4 separate regions of the Homo sapiens genome follow, and all the other regions are linked to region 3. The links are chromatin contacts, found by Hi-C or POLR2A ChIA-PET in ENCODE. All regions are on one chromosome and are shown on one strand. Each heading gives the region's core, a stretch centred on a gene start or an enhancer-like site at or near the end of the contact. The rest is flanking DNA. Distances are from core to core; before and after follow the strand shown. Region 1 holds the start of PSME1 (proteasome activator subunit 1). Region 2 holds the start of THTPA (thiamine triphosphatase). Region 3 holds the start of PARP2 (poly(ADP-ribose) polymerase 2). Region 4 holds the start of DHRS1 (dehydrogenase/reductase 1).

Region 1 (5,015 bases), core at 1,559-4,058, 3.8 Mb before region 3:
CAGCGGGGCCCGGTTCCAATAAAGAGACTTGGGCTGATGGGCAGTGGTATAACTATATTTATTGTGCCTGAGAGGCAAGGTGAGGGAAAAATCTCAACAGAAGCAAGTTTGGGGAAAATCTGGAGTCCCCAGTAAAAAGCAGGAAGGTCTCTGCTGTACTCATCACAGAATGGGAGAGAGGGCTCTCAATAGATCATTCCCTTTGTTTCTCCCCTGGGCTTCTTGAGCTTCTCGAAGTTCTTCAGGATGATGTCATATAACACAGCCTACAGGGCCAGGGAGTAGAGGTCAGTCAGAGGCCTCCAGTGGCTCTGTGCCCCATTTCTAGCCTTGTGGAGAAGCTGAGCTTTGTCACCCTTAACCCCTAGCCTGCAGGGTCAGGGAGTGGGTGGCCTGGGAAAGCTGCCTCTGCCCACCCCTGCCCTGCCCTTGCCTCCTCACATAAGCATTGCGGATCTCCATGACCATCAGCCGGATGTCCCGGTACTCTGCCTCATCCAGCTCGTGCACCAGCTGCCGATAATCACCCTGTGGGAAGCTCGGGTCAGGCCTGACCTTACATGTGTCCTTCCCCCATGCACCCTGACCTGGGCCTCACCTACCACATGGGGCTGCTTGGCTGCTTTAGTCACTGCATCACCACGCTCAGAGAAATACCTGTGGAAGGAGAAGTGTGTATGGAGTAGAAGAAGGAGGTCTCCCAAAACAAAAACAGTGTGCACATGGGTGGTCACTCACTTAGAGATTTGAGTGTGGAAGCCTTCTAGCTTGGTGTGGAGGCTGGTCATCAGCTCAAACACCTTCTCCTAGGGAAAAAAAGCAAGGGGGAAAGTGGAAGGAAGCATGGACTAGAAAAGAGCAGGGAAGTGGGGCAGCGCTCTCACCTGGACAGCCACTCCAAAATTGTTACCATCCTCAATCCGAGGTATCTGCAGCTGCAACCAGGTGGTGACCTGGGAAGAGGGAATGGCATAATGCCACATCAGCCCTCTACCCAATTCCCAGTTTCATATTCTCCCTTGCTTCCCTCCCCACACTGGGTGGAGGCGTGCCGGGTCTATCCTGAGCCCCAGGGCCTGGACTTCTGGTTTCACTTGCTGTGCCCTCTCTTGCTAAAACCTGGCAAGTGCCAGGCCCTAAATGGCAGGGACCAAGAGGACAATGGTTTGACTTGAAGCCTGAGAGTTTAAGGGGGAGGGCTTACCAGGTTGAGCTGCTCAATGACATCCTTGATCTCAGGCTTCAAGCGCTGCAGAAGGACCACGATCTTTTCATTGCAGTTCACTGGGCCACAGGGAGGACCTAGAGAGTGAGCAATGGGTCAGTCACATGATTGAGCCTGTGTGAGGGGCGAAGGGGAGACTGGAAAGAAATCCTTAGGAGGAGCTCCTGTGAGTGGGACTCAAGTCTCTTCCCACCATTGTGGTTTCAAGTACCTTTGTCTTCATCCTCCCCCTTCTTCTTTTCATCCTTGTCTTCCTTCTGCAGAAAGAGAGGAGCTCATGAGAGTCAGGACTAAGGTTGATTACCCCCATAGTTGGATCCCTTCTCCCAGGTCTTCCCAGCTTGCCTCCTGCTGTTTCTTCCGCTCCTCTTTCTCTTTCTCCTTGACTGGATCAGGCACTGGGATGTCCAATGGGGCCTTCAGATTGCTCAAGTTGGCTTCATTGAGAGCTGGCTCCTGGTGTAGGGTGGGAGGAGGGCTGGAGGTGAGGGAGTTCCTCTCACCTCACTCTCACAGCCTCCAGACTCTTCTCTTGGCCTTTACTCCCTAGCTCCCTGCCCAGCCGCGGTACCTTTAAAAATGCATCCAGCTCAGAAATCTTCTTGGGGAAATAGCTCCCGAGCAGGTTCTCTGTCTGTGTGTGAGGTGGGGGTGGAGGAGGATGGGAGTCAGCATCAAATGCCCGTCCTAGGTAGTGAGGCAGGGTTGAGCAGTAGGAGTTGGGCAGGGGTGGGGCCACGCTGATGGGGCATGTCTTACCTTGGTACAGAGGTCTTCACGAAACACATCCACCTGTGGGGCACACGCATCCCTTCAGAAACTTGGCTTTAAGGCCAGTTCATTTGAGGACAGTTCCCTTAGGGTTATGTAGGGCCTGACCTGGGGAAGGGTGGAGGGGATCCCTCTAAGGCCAGACCTGAAGAAAGCGAGATGGATGCCTGTAGGGTGGGTTGGGGTGGTGGAGAAGGTGGATCTCTGCAGACCTGGATCTACGGAAAGTGGAGTGGGTATCCCTGGGGCTGGATATGGGGGATGAGAACATTCCTGGCGGTGAAGGGCCAGTGTTCACGTGAGAACAGATCTCTGGGGTCGCCTGGCAGGTGTGAGGAGGGGTGCTGAGAGTCCTCTGCAAGTAGGACAGGGATGGGGTGGGCCCCGGGACCCTCCCTGAGGGAAAGGCCAGAAGGTAGCTGGGGCAGTCCCGCACCCAGTCTGTGTGTGGCCCCGGCCCCAGGCCAGCGGAGTTCCCCTCCACGCCAGCTCTCCGCTTCACCTCACCCCGCAGAACCACGGCCGCCTCGCCTCTCCCCGCAGGCAGCAGTCGCCGCCCTCCCCGGGGCGCAGGTGCTCCGGGCGCGCCAGCTCGGCCGACTGCCCCCGACTCGCGTGGGAGCCTGGGGGGCGGGTCGGGGATGCCCCCGGCCGCTCCAGCCACGCCTCCCCAGTGGGCCCTTTCTAGACCCCGCGGCGCTCACCTTGGCTTGGGCCTCGGGCTGGACCCTGAGCATGGCCATGACCGGGACGGGGGGCCTAGCGCCGCACAAGGAGTGGAGTGGGCACCGCGAAGGGAAAGCGAAAGCGGTAGGGCGCTCGCACCCAGCTCCGCCTTCCTGGGTAGTGGGGCGGGGAGGGCTGGAGGAGGCGGGGTCGGATGGAGGAGGCGGGGTCAGCCCTGCCATGGAAGGGGCGGTGCCGCAGAGGAGGGCGGCGGGTGAGGCTCCGCCTAGCGCGCACAGGCGCTCTTCACCCACCCTCCCCGCGCCGCCTCGCGAGGGCCAGCTTCCAGGCTCCCCACCTCCGCTGGCCCGGTCCCCGCCTCCCGCCTCCCGCCACCTGCCGCCCGCCGCCTGAGGACGGCGGGTCCGGGTCCTCCCATCGCCAAGCCCAAGCCAGTCTCTCCGCGTCCCAACCTCCACCTCCCGCCTCCCAACTGGCTCCCCACCTGCTCTCTTCTTCCCCTGCTCCGCCTGGGACAGATAAGCTTTACTTAGGGCTCTTCCGTCTTTCCCTAGAGATGGAATAAGACCTGGCCTGTCTTTCCTAGCCTTGCTAGCGTGGGCCTCTGGCTCTGCCGACATCCTGCGCACCTGTAGCAACACCGGCACCAGAGCTGGCAGCATCCCTATCCAAGCCCGGACCAACTCTCTCCTGGACCACGGCTGCAGATGCCATTCTATAACCCACTCTCACGGAGCAGCGGGTTCATGCCTCTCTCTGGCTTAAAACCCTTTCTCAGCTGCCTGTTGACCTTTGAATGAAATCCAAAAGGCTGTCGCACCTGTCTCCCCTTTAAGTCCACTTTCTACTGCTTGCCCCTTCATTCATTACACTTGCAAATATTTGGGCTATTTGTTTCTCAGATGTGTCATGTTCATTTCTGCCTCAGGGCCTTTGCCCTTGCTAATAATCCCTTTGCCTAAAACACCCTTACCCTGGGTGTTGTCATTCGGTTCTCAGTTTAGATGTCACCTCTTCAGAGAGAACTATTTTCATCATCCTTTATAAGGAACCTCCCTCCAAATCTATTACAAATCATCCTGTTTTAGTACATTCATAGCATTTATCTCTCTGATATTAGCCAGGTGTTTTTTTTTTTTTTTCCAGGATAATTTACTGATTTAAACCAGGTTTTGGCAAACGTGTGTGTGTGTGTGTGTGTGTGTGTGTGTGTTGGGGGACGGAGTCTCGCTCTGTCGCCCAGGGTGGAGTGCAGTGGCACCATCTAGGCTCACTGCAACCTCCACCTCCAGGGTTCAAGCGATTCTCCTGCTTCAGCCTACGGAGTAGCTAGGACTACAGGCGCGTCCCACCACGCCCGGCTAATTTTTTGTATTTTTAGTAGAGACGGGGTTTCACCATGTTAGCCAGGATGGACTCGATCTCCTGACCTCGTGATCCGCCCGCCTCGGCCTCCCAAAGTGCTGGGATTGCAGGCATGAGCCACCGCGTCTGGCCAACTTTTTCTATAAAGGGCCAGAGAGTAAATATTTTAGGCTTTATAGGCCTTACAGTGTCTGTCTACTCAACTCTGCCATTGTAGTAGGAAAGCTGCCATATGTAAATGAATTAGTTTGGTGAGATAACATTTTATAGACACTGGAATTTGAATTTCATGTAACTTTCTCCTGTAATAAAATATTCTTATTCTTTTGCTTTTTCAACCATTAAAAAATGTAAAAATGGCCGGGCACAGTGACTCACGCCTCTAATCCCAGCACTTTGGGAGGCCAAGGCAGGCAGATCACTTGAGGTCAGAAGTTCGAGACCAGCCTGGCCAACATGGTGAAACCCTGTGCCTACTAAAAATACAAACACTAGACGGGTGTGGTGGTGGGGGCCTGTAATCCCAGCTACTCGGGAGGCTGAGACAGGAGATCGCTTGAACCTGAGAGGTGGAGGTTGCAGTGAGCCAGAATTGCACTCCAGCCTGGGCAACAGAGTGAGACTCTGTCTCCAAAAAAATAATAAAAATAAAATAAAAATAAAAATGTAAAAAATGTTTTACCTTTTAAAAAAAATTTTTATACAGACAGGGTCTCACCATCTTGCCCAGGCTGGTCTCAAACTCCTGGGCTCAAGTGATCCTCTTGCCTCAGCCTCCCAAAGTGCTGGGATTACACTGCCATCACTGCCAGGTCTCTGTCTTTAAAAAAAAATTATATATATATTATATATGCAAATATTATATATAAAATATATAATAATATATATAATATATAAATATATATATTATACATATATAATTATTAGCTCGCAGGTCATACAAAACTGGCCACAGGAGGGCCAAAGT
Region 2 (4,994 bases), core at 1,177-3,676, 3.2 Mb before region 3:
ACCTACAGGTAAAAGGACAATGAGGAGAGAAATGGACAGAGCCACAAGCACTTGGACTCTGCTCCCTGCCCACCTAGCCAGGACTCCGTGGATGTTTCCAAAGCCACACTGGGGTTCTGAATGTCACCCACCCAGCTTCTGTAACACACTAGTCCACTCCCTGCCTGCCTGTGGAAGTGGGACCTAAAAGAGCAACTTCAGGCAAGAGTGGGACTAGAAGCCACACCTCAGCCTCTCTCCTCCAGCAAGGAGAAATGGCGAAGAGGCACCCAGGCACCAAGATAAACGAAGGATGCCTCAGCGTCAGCTCATTTCAGTTATTACCCTGTTCCGCAATCAAGATTAAAGCCCTAGACCAGGCCAAAGCTCATTAGCTTAGTAATGAAGCACATGCAGAGATGTACACATAGAAACCAAGAGCTATAGAAAGAAGAGGAGGGAAGCTATAGCCATGGGGTGGGATTCACATAGAATTCTCGCCTCTACATGGTGAGGTGAGAATGGAACTGCCTGTTGCCAGTGTCTTGTTGTTAGTGCCTGGCAGCATGCTGGGCACATAGCAAGGAACTCAGTGTATGTTTGCTGAGGGGGCTCAAACAGCACTGCAGGGCTGTAAGGCCCCATGGGATGCACAATTCCTAGTGTGGATGAACTGTCTACAAGGGAATTATGCTTAGGAACAAATCTGCCAAATCATGCCCCACTGTCTCACATAACTATAATGTTATTGTCCTTTACAAAAAGCCAAAAGGACAAATTAAAAGGATCTAGGTAATTGTAAAACAAAAGGACAAGACTGGTTGGACTCTCAGTGTAGTGGGCAGTGCATCAGTCTCATGATCTGAAGATCCTGGGTCTGAGCCTCCCAGAGGGCAGCTTTTGTAAAAAGGCTTACTTTTTACTCCTTGTGGAGGAGTGGTGACTGAAGAAGAAGAAAAAAAAGAGATTGGGGGAAGGAAGAGTCAAAGCAGGGAACTGAGAAATGAAACTGAAGGAGATCTGGCTATAGGTATGAGAACTAAATGAGGCAGGTTGGCTGGAATTAGACACGTGGAAGGACTAGATCCAAATTAGCTACTGTTAAAGAGAAAACGAGATTTCACAGAACTGTAAGCAAACTTAGAAAATTGCTAAAACAATTCCCATTACAAAAATAATCCAGGCCAGGCACAGAGGCTCACACCTGTAATCCCAGCACTTTGGAAGGCCGAGGCAGGCAAATTGCTTGAGTCCAGGAGTTCCAGACCAGCCTGGGCAACACGGCAAAACCTTGTCTCTATTAAAAAAAAAATTTTTAATCCGGAGGCCCTCCCCCACTGCATGGTCCAGCAGGTGCCTCCAAAAGAGAAAAGTGGGGAGCAGGAAAAGCACAAAAGGGCCTGTCTCCCTCACCAAGCATGCTGCTGAGCCTGTGGATCTTCTCTAGGGCAGTTGGTACTTCAGCCTCCTCATGCACCAGGGCCTCTACCTCACCCACAGCGTAGCCAAAGTCGGCTGTATCCAAGTCCACCCTGAGCTGTGGCTCCTCTTCATCAGCTCCCAAGAGCACCAGCTTCCAGGCACTCCGCTTAGTCACAAAACTAGCTACTTCCTGCAGCCCCAGTGGGCCCAGCACAGCAGCCACATCTCCAGCCCCCAGGCCGTCAGCCCGCAGCACCTTACAGAGTTGGGCCACAATTGTAGGTTCCGCTGTGAGTTCCTTATACTCCGTGTGGGGTCCTAAGACACCTGCTGCTCCAGGACATTTGAGCTCCCATCCACTATCCTCTCGTCGTCGCAGCCAGTGGTCAGCCTGCATGAGGCTCAGCTCAGGGGTGTCATAGTAGGTGTCTCGGAAGGTGACCCGGTACTCCAGGGTGCCCCCCAACTCCTGCAGCCGCTCCTCTGTGCCAGGCCCTGGAAGGAACTTTCGCTCCACCTCAATCAAGCCCTGGGCCATGCTACCTGCAATTGGCTGAACAAACGTTTGCTGAGTTCCCAAGGATGCAAAGCCTGGTGCTCAGCTCCTGGGGCGTCAACTCAGTACAGAACCCCTCCCTGGAAAAACTTATGAGGGGCACACTGTGTCGCAATAGTCTCTAGGGCTACTGCCCTTTTCTCTCTACCTCGGTGACATTAAGGCCCCGTCGGTGATATTTTAAGGCTCTGACAGTGACAGGTCTCCAGTAAAATCCCTTCCACTGCTGCTGATGTCCTCAATCCAAAGAGACCCCTAGAAAGCAGGCCGGGTAGCGGGTGTCCTTTCAACGCCCCCCTCTCTACACCTTGCCACCCCAGGAGGCTACTGGCTCACGACCCGGGAGGACCTGCCCTTTCCTGCTACACTACCGGCCAGCGGAACTTCAGGTCTCACCTCAAAGCCCGAGAGTCTCCTCGCGGGACCCACAGAGGGGGAAGGGAGCCCACGCCATACACTCGCGAGGAATGCCGGGAGCAGTTCCGGATCCCGGACCTCGGCCCGACCCTCCGCGCGCCCGGCAGGTCCCGGCACCAGCGGCCATATTACGCCCGTTGTGGCGGTGCCGAGAGCAGGCCAGGGCTCGAGACACGCGCTATGTAATGGGAGGCCGCGACCCCCGCGGTGGCCAGGGGAGCGAGGCCGCCCCTTGCATTCTGCTCCTCATTGTTGGCCCCGCACGGCTCCCGGGGGCTGGTACAGGTCTCATGCCTGAGGCTGAGCCAGGCACCCCGAGGCGCGGATGCATGATGGGAGATGTAGTTCCAAAGGGAGACTTTGCCATCTCGCCCCGCCCGTCGCTATGGCGACAGGAAAGCTGCACTTGGTGCCTGCGGTACTCTACCTAAAGCTGAACTGGGGCTACAAGGCGGCGGGGAGAGTCGGGTGCAAGGAGCTCAAGCCCCAGTCCCGTCTCCAACACCCCCCGCCGCACCCCCAACGCAGGCAGATGGGCCTGGAATACAAGCCATTCACACCGTCCAACAGATATCTGCTATAGCAGCCAGCTAAGCGCAGGCCAGTGGCAATGGTGGCGAGGGGGGTTGGGGTGGGGGGAGGGAAGGGGGCGGGGGCAGCGCGTAATAAAGTCCAGTTTAGCTACTCTGGAGTTTTAGAGGGGATCTAATACCTCCTGGCATGAACGTTGAGGGTAAGAGTGGGTGAGAAACTTTCTGTCAGAGAATAAAGTGGTATTTTGGCCAGGAACTAAAGATATGATGGTATTTCAACAGTTGGAGACCTAGATGGAGACAGGAATAGCCTAAGCAAAGGCCCAGAAACTGGAGAGCACCTGGGTGGTACGTAAGGAGAAGACGAGGCTAGAAATGCAGTTGAGGGAAAAGCCTTGAGTGCTAGACTGAGGAGTTTGTCAGAGTTTCCAGCGGTCCCTAAGCAGTTTTTGTCAGGTGTAGAACTACTTATGTTCATTTAGAATACAGAAAGGCCGGTGCGGTTGCTCACACCTGCAATCCCAGCACTTTGGGAAGCCGAGGCAGGTGAATCACCTGAGGTCAGGAGTTCGAGACCAGCCTGGCCAACATGGAGAAACCCCCCCGGCCCGCCGTCTCTACTAAAAATGCAAAAATGAGCCGGGCATGGTGGCGCGTGCTTGTGTTCCCAGCTACTCCAGAGGCTGAGGCATGAGAATTGCTTGAACCTGGGAGGCAGAGGTTGCAGTGAGCTGAGATGGCGCCACTGCACTCCAGCCTGGGCGACAGAACGAGACTCCATCTGTCCCCAAAAAAATAAAATTCAGGAAAACATGGGGGTTGGCCCTTTGAATGCTTTGGGAGACAAAATATTAATAGAGATGATTCCTTCTTACTCCCTCTGAGGACTATGGTTATCTGGAGACTCTAACTATATGTCTGACCTTCCATGTGAGGAAGCTCCCTGAGGAACCGTGGCTCTTAACTCCTGGACTCCTTCCTATGATGGGTGAGAAGTGCCATGTTCTCAACACCTGCCCTCTCACCAGTATGTTTCTGGAAATACATGACCAGTGAGAGGTATTATAGGGAGAAGGACACTGGTTTAAAGACATGGCATTTTGGCCAGGTGTGTTGACTCACACTTGTAATCCTAGCACTTTGGGAGGTCGAGGCAGGAGGATCATTTGAGGCCAGGAGTTTGAGACCAGCCTGGGCAACATAGGAAGACCCTGTTTCTACAAAAAAAAAAAAAAAAAAATTTTAATTAGCCGGGTGTGGTAGTGCATGCCTGTGGTCCCAGCTGCTCAGGAGGTTGAGGCAGCGGGATAGCTTGAGCCCAGGAGGTCAAGGGCAGTGAGCTACGATCCTGCTACTGCCTGCACTCCAGCCTCGGCAACAGAGCAAGACCCTGTGCATAAATAAATAAACAAATGGCATCTTGAACTTGGAGTAGCTTGGGTCAACCTCTGTCCCCACTCCATGTTAAGCACTGTTGGTTAGGGAGAGAAGAAACCCCAGCTCCTAAAGCCTGCTTTTCATCCATCTTTTGCTTTCCGGTTTTGTTAACCTGGGATGAAGACCTAATTTTTCCTTATGTTATAAGATCCAATCCAGTGGGGCAAAAGCAGCAGCTTATTTGAACAGAAAGACCAGTTTCCGGAGCCAGACCTGAGGTCGACTCCCAGCTTCACTTTCTAGATGTTTGGCCTTCCGCAAGCTACTCCACTTTCCTAAGCATCTGCTTTTTTTTTTTTTTTTTTTTTTTTTTTGAGACAGAGTCTCACTCTGGCGTCTCAGCTCACTGCAACCTCTGCCTCCTGGGTTCAAATGATTCTCCCGCCTCAGCCTCCTGAGTAGTTGGGACTACAGGCACGTGCCACCCCACCCTCCTAATTTTTGTTTGTTTGTTTGTTTGAGACGGAGTCTCGCTTTGTCGCCCAGGCTGGAGTGTAGTGGCGCCATCTCGGCTCACTGCAAGCTCCGCCTCCAGGGTTCATGCCATTCTCCTGCCTCAGCCTCCCAAGTAGATGGGACTACAGGTGCCCACCACCATGCCCGGCTAATTTTTTGTAATTTTAGTAGAGATGGGGTTTTACCCTGTTAGT
Region 3 (4,684 bases), core at 1,125-3,624:
GGTTTAGCACCACTGTCTTGCTGCTGTCCTCTTGATAGTGAGTGAATTCACACAAGATTTGGTAGTTTAAAAGCGTGTGACACCTCCCCATTCTCTCTTTCTCTCTCTGTGACACCTTCTCCAATCTCTCTCTCTCCCTTTCTCTCTGTCTCTCTCTCTCTCCCCTGCTTTTGCCATGTGACGTGCCTATTCCCGCTTCACCTTCTGCCATGAGTAAAAGTTTCCTAAGGTCTCCTGAGGAGCAGATACTGCTATGCTTCCTGTACAGCCTCTAGGAACCTCTTTTCTTATAAAATACCTAGTCTCAGGTATTTCTTTACAGCAATGCAAGAATGGTCTAACACACCATGTTAAAAAACACCCTGATTATTAACCCCAAGCCCTACCACTCCTATCTCTTGCCATTAGAGAAAACTACTCACTCATCATATTTTGGAGAGGATTCCTAAAATGAGTACTAACAGCATCCCAGACAGGAGTCCTTATAACAAAGGATGCTCTCTGAGATATCCATGGACTGAAGATCGGTTCCAGAGTCTCTTACCTTCCCCACCTTGGCTGTACACTCTGGGTCCACAGGAGCTTTGCCCTTTAACAGCAAGGCCTTCACAGATTCTGAGGAAAGACAGATAGGTACTACTTTATGGGAATCAAAAACAGCTGTTGTGGTAAAACAGAAACTTGTCAGGATTAACTTTGCCCGCCCAACCAATCCTGGTCTTTCCTTAGACCCCAATCCATCTCAAATACATGAAAATGAAGATTCAAGGCAGTAGATTAGTGCTGTGGTATGCCCAAAGGATAGAGAAATTAATTATTCCCTGAAAGAAGGACGAAATAGGAGTTGAAATAACAAGATATCATCCCCAGATCCACTCCTACCAGAGACCCTTTTGCTGGCCCATGACCTTCCTGGCATACCATCTTGCTTGTCTTCTGTCCTGTCCTTATTAGCTTTTCCTCCAGCCACAGGCATCTTTTTCGACTCCTGTCTCTGGCATCTACGAGTTTTCTTGGCAGGGGAAGAGTCTTCTGGAGCCGTGTTGCCATTATTAACTCTTTTGCTTTCATTTAATGCTACAGAATTTGGAAATTAGCAAAGAATGAGTACACACCCGAATACGTGTAGATTTTAAAGATTGAAAAAAATCTTTTAAAGAAATGGTTTAAGATAATTTTCTCTCTTTTTTTGTTTTGAGGTGGAGTCTCACTCTCTCGCCCAGGCTGGACTGCAGTGGTGCGATCTTGGCTCACTGCAACCTCCGCCTCCTGGGTTCAAGTGATTCTCGTGCCTCAGCCTCCTGAGTAGCTGGGATTACAGGCGTGCACCACCATGCCCAGTTAATTTTTGTATTTTTAGTAGAGACAGGGTTTCACCATGTTGGCCAGGCTGGTCTCGAACTCGTGACCTCAAGTGATCTGCCCTCCTCGGCCTCCCAAGGGATTACAGGCGTGAGCCACCTCACCCCGCCGGTTTAAGATAATTTTCTAAGTTTACAGAGGCAATAACAACTGTCCCACACTACTTTTGTGTAACAGTCTGTGTAATTCTTCCTAAATTGCTATTCTAGCCAAATGAAATAAAACAAAATAAAAGGGAGTCCCAGGAGTCTTGTAAGCTCATAGATTGAGGCCTGCTTATCTGTTTTACTTGTGTCCCAATGTCCCCCAAATACCCACCTCATACATGAGGCCGTATGGGATAAAGGTTAGTTAAGTGCTCAAGGGTCTGTGCCTAATTTAGAGCCTAGCTCTGCTGCTTTTCTCTGTGGAAACTTGGAGAAGTATTTGATCTCTTCCTACTTCACTTACTCCAATATTAGAATATTGTACAATACTGTACTTCTAGAGAAGTACAATAGAACCTAATTTATAGGGTGCACCTATGCATTTAAGAACATTATACACATAATACCGTATCTCAATAGGTCTAAGACTCGCATTTTACTCTCTGGAACTGGGATGCATCTTACAATGGATGACATAAGCAGTGAATCACAGTTCACCATTTTCAGTGCTTATCCTTTGTTGTGTATAAAATAATGGTGTGCCTTACAATTACTTTTTGTAAATTGGATGACATTAGGTATTAACAACAGTACTGGCACATTAGTTGTTACAGCTCCGCAAGGCTTTATGCACAATTATGTAATCCCCAAAGCTCTGAAAACCGAAATTTACAAAATTTAGCACCCCAACTGGTTTGGTAGCCAAGTGCAGGTTATAGGGAGCTGGAAGGGGAAGGGGGTCACAGTAGGTGGCATCGTTCCTTTCTGACTGCCCGCCCCCCGCATGCCGTCCCGCGATATTGAGCTCCGAACCTCTCGCCCTGCCGCCGCCGGTGCTCCGTCGCCGCCGCGCCGCCATGGAATTCGAACGCTGACGTCATCAACCCGCTCCAAGGAATCGCGGGCCCAGTGTCACTAGGCGGGAACACCCAGCGCGCGTGCGCCCTGGCAGGAAGATGGCTGTGAGGGACAGGGGAGTGGCGCCCTGCAATATTTGCATGTCGCTATGTGTTCTGGGAAATCACCATAAACGTGAAATGTCTTTGGATTTGGGAATCTTATAAGTTCTGTATGAGACCACTTTTTCCCATAGGGCGGAGGGAAGCTCATCAGTGGGGCCACGAGCTGAGTGCGTCCTGTCACTCCACTCCCATGTCCCTTGGGAAGGTCTGAGACTAGGGCCAGAGGCGGCCCTAACAGGGCTCTCCCTGAGCTTCGGGGAGGTGAGTTCCCAGAGAACGGGGCTCCGCGCGAGGTCAGACTGGGCAGGAGATGCCGTGGACCCCGCCCTTCGGGGAGGGGCCCGGCGGATGCCTCCTTTGCCGGAGCTTGGAACAGACTCACGGCCAGCGAAGTGAGTTCAATGGCTGAGGTGAGGTACCCCGCAGGGGACCTCATAACCCAATTCAGACTACTCTCCTCCGCCCATTTTTGGAAAAAAAAAAAAAAAAAAAAAACAAAACGAAACCGGGCCGGGCGCGGTGGTTCACGCCTATAATCCCAGCACTTTGGGAGGCCGAGGCGGGCGGATCACAAGGTCAGGAGGTCGAGACCATCCAGGCTAACACGGTGAAACCCCCCCCCATCTCTACTAAAAAAAAAAAATACAAAAAATTAGCCATTAGCCGGGCGTGGTGGCGGGCGCCTATAATCCCAGCTACTTGGGAGGCTGAAGCAGAATGGCGTGAACCCGGGAGGCGGAGCTTGCAGTGAGCCGAGATCGCGCCACTGCATTCCAGCCTGGGCGACAGAGCGAGTCTCAAAAAAAAAAAAACCGAGTGGAATGTGAAAAGCTCCGTGAAACTGCAGAAACCCTTTGGGAACAGAGGGAACCATGGGGCAGGAAGCCCACGAAAATTCTAATTGGTCTTCTGGTTCTTGGTGACATCAGGTGAGGGGCGCCCAAATGTTTGGCTTCATGAGAATCACCGAGTATGGGGACTGCATACTTAAGCAAATTCCCCACCCCAGACCCTCCGATTCAATAAGCCTGTATTAACAAAATCACTGGGTAATCCTGGTTTTGGCACTAATATCATTTAGAAACATATTGTTAGGATAGCATAGTATCTGTTATAGAGCAACCTGAGCAAAATAGCGAAACCTCGTCTCTATTACAAAAAAAAAAAAAAAAAAAGTGAAAAATTAGCCAGGCGTGGTCGCGGGCGCCTGTAATCCCAGCTACTTGGGAGGCTGAGGCACGAGAGTCGCTTGAACCCGGGAGGCGGAGGTTGCAGTGAGCCGAGATCCCGCCACTGAACTCCAGCCTGGGTGACAGAGTGAGACTCCGTCTGAAAAAAACAAAGAAAAAAAAATTGATACATTTTAATTTTTGTTCATCAAAAGATGTAAAGTTTAGAAAGAAAAAACCCAAAATCTCATTATTTGCATGTAATTTGATTATGAATATTTTAAAAGCTAGAAGAAACTACAGGATAAAAATTTTACCTTAATACAAAGCCTAGCAAGACTGATAGAAAATAGCGTGTGAAAATAAATTCCATGCTTATAAAAGAGCTTCAAACAACTATAAATAAAATTTTTGGATAAGGTAGCATTTACAATAACACCAAAGCATATCAAGTAGTTGGAAATAAATCTAACAAAATGTAAGTGCTCAATAAATGTTGTTGGATAGGATTGCTTAACCTGTTTCAGCGGTACAAAGCCTGTTACATCTGACTTAATTATGACACAAATAAATTAGACTAGGTCTAAAAGGAAATACTTTGGAGATAGGAAAAATATAAGCCTTTATGAAATGAAAATTTATTAAAAATAGCTAATACTTAGTAGAACTTTCTTGTGTACTAGAGGCTGAGCTAATGCTTTACATGCATAACCTCATTTAATCTTCATAAGAATAATAGCCAGAATTTATTTAGTTCTTACTATGCTATGAGCTTTACATACATTATTTAATTCTCACAACAACCTCATGAGGCATATGTTATTATCTCCATTTATAGTTGAGGAAACTGAGCTTTAGAAAAATTTAATTTATTCAAGATCACACAGTGTATTGCTAGGGCTGCTATAACTACATACATTGTCGTAATTCTGGCGGCTAGAGGCCCAAGGTAAAGGTCTTGACATGGCTGATTTCTTCTAAGGCCTGCCTCCCTCTCTCCTTGGCTTGTAGATGGATGCTGTCTTTCCTCTCTGTGCATCTATGT
Region 4 (5,100 bases), core at 1-2,500, 4.0 Mb before region 3:
CTCCGCACACACTAATCTTTGGCTTGCTAAGCCCTGTTCAGATTAGGACAGGTCAAGCTAATTCTTCCCGGTCAAGCTCCCCCATGAAGACTTACTCTTCTGTTTACTGTCTCATTCTGAACTTTCTAAATTCTTCTTCCCCCTAGGTCCACTTTCCTCTTGTAATACTTACCAGATGATTGGGAACCACGGGGCCTGGCTCTCTCAGACTCCAGAATAGTCCCTCCTAACACCTGAAGCAGAGTTCTGACCACGAAGCTGCCATGTGTGTCTCCACAGTAGACAAGAAAATCATCACACACCTCAGCGGCTAGTCCCAGGACCAGCTCCTCCAGGGTCTCCGTGGGACCATCCTTTCCATCCTCCTCCTCCTCCTCCTCCTCCTCTGCAGCACTCCCCAGCAATCGAGGGAGCTGTAGCAAAGCACTTTGTAATACATGGACCCCGCATCGGTGACAGGCCACAGTGCGCAAGTTAGAGCGCAGAGCAGCCCACACGCGACAAAGCGGTTTCAAGGGACTGAATCCCAACAGTTCCTGCAGCATCTCACTGCCAGTCCTGTTCGTGGACAAAGCTAGGGCCTGAGTCTCTACTTCCTTCATTATATTGTGCACCATCAGATCTGAAAAGGGAAGAAAGACACACTTTGAAGAGACTTAGTAGAGAATACAGTTATGTACCCTCGCTTAACCAAGGGTCGTGGGTCGGAGGCCGAGGAAGAGGACATGGGAAATGAAACTAAGTCCCCACGCCCTGCCGACCCTAGAAAGTTTCCTTGCCTGCCCTGGATTTGATGCTCTTGGTCTAAACCCCGAAGTTGCTGCCTACCTCGTTCTTCCCCAGTCTCGGGAGCCTCTTTCAATGCTGACAGCGCCCGGCGGAAATATCCCAGAGCTTCCGGGCTCAGGTGCGGGTGCGAATCTGGAGCCGGCTCCGAGCGCCCATCCGGAGGCGGCCAGGGTTGCCGCTTACGGCCTGGTAAGGGGCGCCCCGACCCCTTGGCCCCGCGCCCCCGTTTGCCACCAGCTGGGAACCGGCGCCCCACCTTGTGTGGAGAGCGCGGACCCTGCCCCATGTGTGCTTCGCGACCTGTCCGGCTGCAAAAGCTTCCTTAACTGCGGACGGACCTTCGACGTCGCCAAGCGTGCGCCTTATCCAGACAAAGTTTAGAAACGCGGGCGCGCTCCTGACGCAGCTACTACGTCATAGTTCCGCGCCGCCCCAGCCGGGCGGGGTGGGTGTGTCACCCAGATCGCTCCGCCCCCATCCGCAGGTTCTAACTTTGGCCTGGGACTCTGCCCCTCTACCTCAGCACAGAATCGCCCCGGGTCCTACTACAGAATCAATCCTTGAACACTGCCTCCACGTCGCCGGCTCAATCTGGGCGAGAACCCAGACTTCCACCGCAGCCCCGCAATCTGCAGACCTCAGCGGCAGCGCAGGTGGCAGGTAAGCGGCGCACGCTCGTCCCACTTAGGGCTTAGGATCTCCAGGCTTCGCGCTCATCCCCGGCCCGGAAGCTGCGCCTCTGGCTCAGCCGGACTGGGTCAGGCCAGGGACCGGAGCTTCAGATAGCCCAGGACTCTGCGTGGACGCGCCCCGAGGGGCTGCCGCGCCAGATTCCCATATCCAGGCAGCCACACTCAGAGGGTTGTAGTAGTTGTCCACCTCTGGACAGTCCCACTCAGCCCCTTCTTCACTCTCTGGGCCTCCCAAAAGACAGTCAGCCTTGTCCTCAGGCCCGCACCCAGTTGTCAGCCTCTGACTCCTCTCCCCTCAAAGGATTCTTACCTTGGCTCCTCCTCTTAGCCCTAGTGAGGTTCTCCCCTACCCCCCAACCTCGCCCCAACACACACACAGTCTCCAGGCTTCCCTCAGAGTAAGTCTTTGCTTCCACAGACCTGCCTCCTTTGCCTGTGAGTCATGGCAGCTCCCATGAATGGCCAAGTGTGTGTGGTGACTGGTGCCTCCAGGGGTATTGGCCGTGGCATTGCCTTGCAGCTCTGCAAAGCAGGCGCCACAGTTTACATCACTGGCCGCCATCTGGACACCCTTCGCGTTGTTGCTCAGGAGGTGAGTGCTTCCTCTGGGACCACAGTTGCAGAAACCACCCGAGAGAGCCCTTCCACTTAACAGCTCCTTTCCTAATCCCTTACCTGAAACTATAATACTACTCAACAAGATGTGAATATTTATTCAAAGTGGAAATTAAAAACCCCGTAAATAACTTCAGGTAAGGTAGAATTTTGCCGCCAAGTGAGTTTTATGAAAAAACTTTGTGTTTGAGCCAGGCATGGTGGCACGTTCCTGCAGTCCCAGCAGCTACTCCGGAGGCTGAGGCAGGAGGATCGCTTGAGCCTAGGAGTTGAGCCATGATCACACCACTGCACTCCAGTCTAGACGACACAGCGAGACACTGTATTAAAAAAAAGAAAAGAAAGAAAAGTAAAAAACTTTTTGTTTGAGAGCAGAGATTTTGGAATTGCAACTAAAGGGTTGTGGACCTGTGCTTTCCTCTATTTCAGGCAAGACTTTATTGAACTGCACATTTTTTACTTATTTACTAGACTTCAGTTAAATAAATATTTGAGTATCCATGATTTGCTAGGCATTGGTAAACCACTGAAGTTACCAAGACTAATAAAATCTAATTTCTGCTCTTCAAAGATTCAGTCCATGGTGGAGTACAGTGGCTCATGCCTGTAGTCCCAGCACTTTGGGTGGCCAAGGCAGCAAGATCACTTGAGGCCAGCAGTTGGAGACCAGTCTGGGCAACATAGCTAGACCCAGTCTCTACAAAAAATATTTTTTAAATAATTAGCTAGGCACAGTGGCCTGCACCTGTAGTACCATCTACTTGGGAGGCTGAGGCAGGAGGATCGTTTGAGCCCAGGAGTTCGAGGTTGCAGTGAGCTATGATTGCACCACTGCACTCCAGCCTGGTGACAGTGAGACCCTGTCTCTAAAAAAAAAAATTTTAATTAAAAATGAAGATAGATTCCAACAGGAAGTCAGGTACAGAAAGCAGTCACTTCAATGTAATGTGAATATGGTAAATTATAAGAGGGAGATATGCACAGAATACTCTAGGGGTGTTGGGGAGCATCCAGATGACATAGGAGAGTGGCTAGGGAAAGTGGTTTGGGAAAGCGTCCTGGAGGAGGTAGGTGGTTCTTGAACTGAGTTTTGAAAGGTAAGAATTAGGTAAAGGAAGTTAGGAAAAGCATTCCAGCAGAGGGAGCTCCATAAGCATAGGGACGCTGTGTGAAAGAGTAGATGTGTGAGATAATGCAAGGGAAGAGTAGTGAGTGAGAGGCTGGAGAGGAAAGAGTGGGTCTTGGAAGACCCTAATAGAGAACTCAGGCTTCATCCTCTAAGAGATGGAGATCCAGTTAGGAGATTTTGAACAGGGTTTGTGTTTTAGATAGGTCGTACTGGCTGGATTATGAAGAATTAATTTAAGGCAGACAGACTGGAGGTCAGGTGAGTCGTTGGGAGGCATTGCAGTAGTTCAGGCAAGGAGGGTAATAGGCGGGGACCCAGAGCATAAATTTGGAGAATAGGAGGATTGTTCTTAGATAAAGGACTCTTCTTCCTCTGAAGTTGGAGGTTTGTGGGCATTTGTAGAGAGTGAGACAGAACAGGAAGTAGAAATCATTCATGGCTGATAGCTTTGGTTTTTTCAATTACCAACCAGGAGCATTGGTGGAGTGAGGGTAAGACAACTGGGACTGAGTAGAGGTTTTAGGTGAGTAGTGTAGGGTGGGAGCTAAGGGCATGAGAGATGGAAATGACCACAACAAGGAAAAGGATGCTTACTCATTTCTCAAGAGCAGACTCCATGCCTCACTTGTTCTTACCCTCTACTTGCAAAGTACAATGCTGTGCACATGGTGGGCCTCAGTAAATGTTTGTAGATTATTAAAACTTACATTGCAATTCACCTTGCTCTGTGGTGGGGAGGCCTATCATTCCTGAAACTACTCAAACAGACACCAGAGGGCAGCGTTGCCTGCCATGTTGCCTCTGCAGCAGGCTCTCCTAGGATTGATTGTCTTCTCAGTTCTCAAGCCCACTTTGGTTGGGGAGTTTTGTCATGACTCACACCCATGTGTGAATGTGAGCTCATATCCCCTGTCCTACTCCAGGCACAATCCCTCGGGGGCCAATGTGTGCCTGTGGTGTGCGATTCAAGCCAGGAGAGTGAAGTGCGAAGCCTGTTTGAGCAAGTGGATCGGGAACAGCAAGGGCGTCTAGATGTGCTGGTCAACAATGCTTATGCAGGGGTCCAGGTACCCTTTGAACTTTGTTCCCAACTCCACATTTCTGACCTCCCCCTCAGACCCCTGCATCTTCATCCCCACTCATTGTCCCTTCCATTACCCAGCCCCTCACACCTCCCTACCTTCAGATCATTCATCACCCTCCCTGTGCCTTCCAGACGATCCTGAACACCAGGAATAAGGCATTCTGGGAAACCCCTGCCTCCATGTGGGATGATATCAACAACGTCGGACTCAGGTGGGTGCTCCACTGCCAGGACCCATGTTCCCTCACTCACTTAGCCAACTCGACGGCCAGGCCTTTCCTTACATGCCCTCTCCTTTTCCCTCCGGCCTCCCCCATCTCTTTCTTCTCCCTTCCATTCCATTTGTCCCACTTACCTCTGGAGAAGTTCCATCCAGGTGAGTCTGTACCTGAGAATGTCAACTCTGTCAGTAATTTTCATTGGAACAAGCCCTTGGCCTCTCTCCTGTCTCACTCTCTGCCCATCCAAATGCAAGACCCAGAAGGGAGGAAGCCTCCTCCTCTCAGTAATGCGCACAGCCTGTAGTCTATACTTTCAAAATGGTTAGAGGGAGAAATTGTTTTATTTTAGACTGGGAGAAGCTTAAGAAGAAGGAGCGAACACCAATGCTGTTTAGTCTCCACATCCTCACTCCACACCCACAGGCAAGGGCACTGCCGGGTCAGAGTTGGGAGAGCAGGTACATCACTGGGTCACACAGGGTCATTTAGCCCAGGAGTGAGATGAAACACAGCATTTAGAATTCGCCTAGCATAATGCACACCAGTTATGCCTCTGTTACTGTTGGAATG

What was found. Hi-C counts contacts between places; a loop is a spot of excess contacts on that map. ChIA-PET counts read pairs that join two places held with the same protein, here RNA polymerase II (POLR2A). Pooled maps may share reads with other maps.
Region 1: a map with no recorded cell type shows a loop between it and region 3 (7-fold over the local background). The contact joins the promoter of PSME1 here to the promoter of PARP2 in region 3. A Hi-C loop is called at or near these places in 1 of 168 maps with a recorded cell type or tissue (mammary epithelial cell), 1 of 37 single-sample maps with no recorded cell type and 9 of 50 pooled maps. POLR2A ChIA-PET finds 5 or more read pairs at or near these places in 2 of 52 experiments (activated CD4-positive, alpha-beta T cell and endothelial cell of umbilical vein).
Region 2: a map with no recorded cell type shows a loop between it and region 3 (6-fold over the local background). The contact joins the promoter of THTPA here to the promoter of PARP2 in region 3. A Hi-C loop is called at or near these places in 1 of 37 single-sample maps with no recorded cell type and 7 of 50 pooled maps. POLR2A ChIA-PET finds 5 or more read pairs at or near these places in 1 of 52 experiments (activated T-cell).
Region 4: a loop to region 3 is called in a map with no recorded cell type, with 9 times the contacts of the local background. The contact joins the promoter of DHRS1 here to the promoter of PARP2 in region 3. A Hi-C loop is called at or near these places in 1 of 37 single-sample maps with no recorded cell type and 1 of 50 pooled maps. POLR2A ChIA-PET finds 5 or more read pairs at or near these places in 3 of 52 experiments (GM10248, activated T-cell and endothelial cell of umbilical vein).

The regions. Positions count from the first base shown.
Region 1 is chr14:24,133,987-24,139,001 of GRCh38, reverse strand. PSME1 (proteasome activator subunit 1) reads right to left here and starts at 2,808. Exons shown (of 11, transcript NM_006263.4): 1 at 2,701-2,808; 2 at 1,985-2,017; 3 at 1,797-1,859; 4 at 1,571-1,681; 5 at 1,437-1,482; 6 at 1,205-1,302; 7 at 885-953; 8 at 739-806; 9 at 603-657; 10 at 442-528; 11 at 40-266. The coding sequence starts at 2,739. The coding sequence ends at 186. It overlaps EMC9 (ER membrane protein complex subunit 9), which reads left to right. Exons shown (of 6, transcript NM_016049.4): 6 at 1-37. RefSeq lists silencers at 2,475-2,764, 2,815-3,234.
Region 2 is chr14:23,553,703-23,558,696 of GRCh38, reverse strand. THTPA (thiamine triphosphatase) reads right to left here and starts at 2,426. Exons shown (of 2, transcript NM_024328.6): 1 at 1,393-2,426; 2 at 1-2. The coding sequence starts at 1,939. It also overlaps a transcript of ZFHX2 not described here. RefSeq lists enhancers at 1,384-1,433, 2,294-2,553, 2,112-3,046.
Region 3 is chr14:20,341,325-20,346,008 of GRCh38, reverse strand. PARP2 (poly(ADP-ribose) polymerase 2) reads right to left here and starts at 2,374. Exons shown (of 16, transcript NM_001042618.2): 1 at 2,322-2,374; 2 at 922-1,077; 3 at 545-615. The coding sequence starts at 2,367. It also overlaps RPPH1. RefSeq lists enhancers at 2,292-2,461, 3,392-3,491.
Region 4 is chr14:24,295,930-24,301,029 of GRCh38, reverse strand. DHRS1 (dehydrogenase/reductase 1) reads left to right here and starts at 1,250. Exons shown (of 9, transcript NM_001136050.3): 1 at 1,250-1,449; 2 at 1,900-2,073; 3 at 4,149-4,292; 4 at 4,442-4,521. The coding sequence starts at 1,924. NOP9 (NOP9 nucleolar protein) reads right to left here and starts at 1,180. Exons shown (of 10, transcript NM_174913.3): 1 at 829-1,180; 2 at 173-622. The coding sequence starts at 1,075. RefSeq lists an enhancer at 1,906-2,696.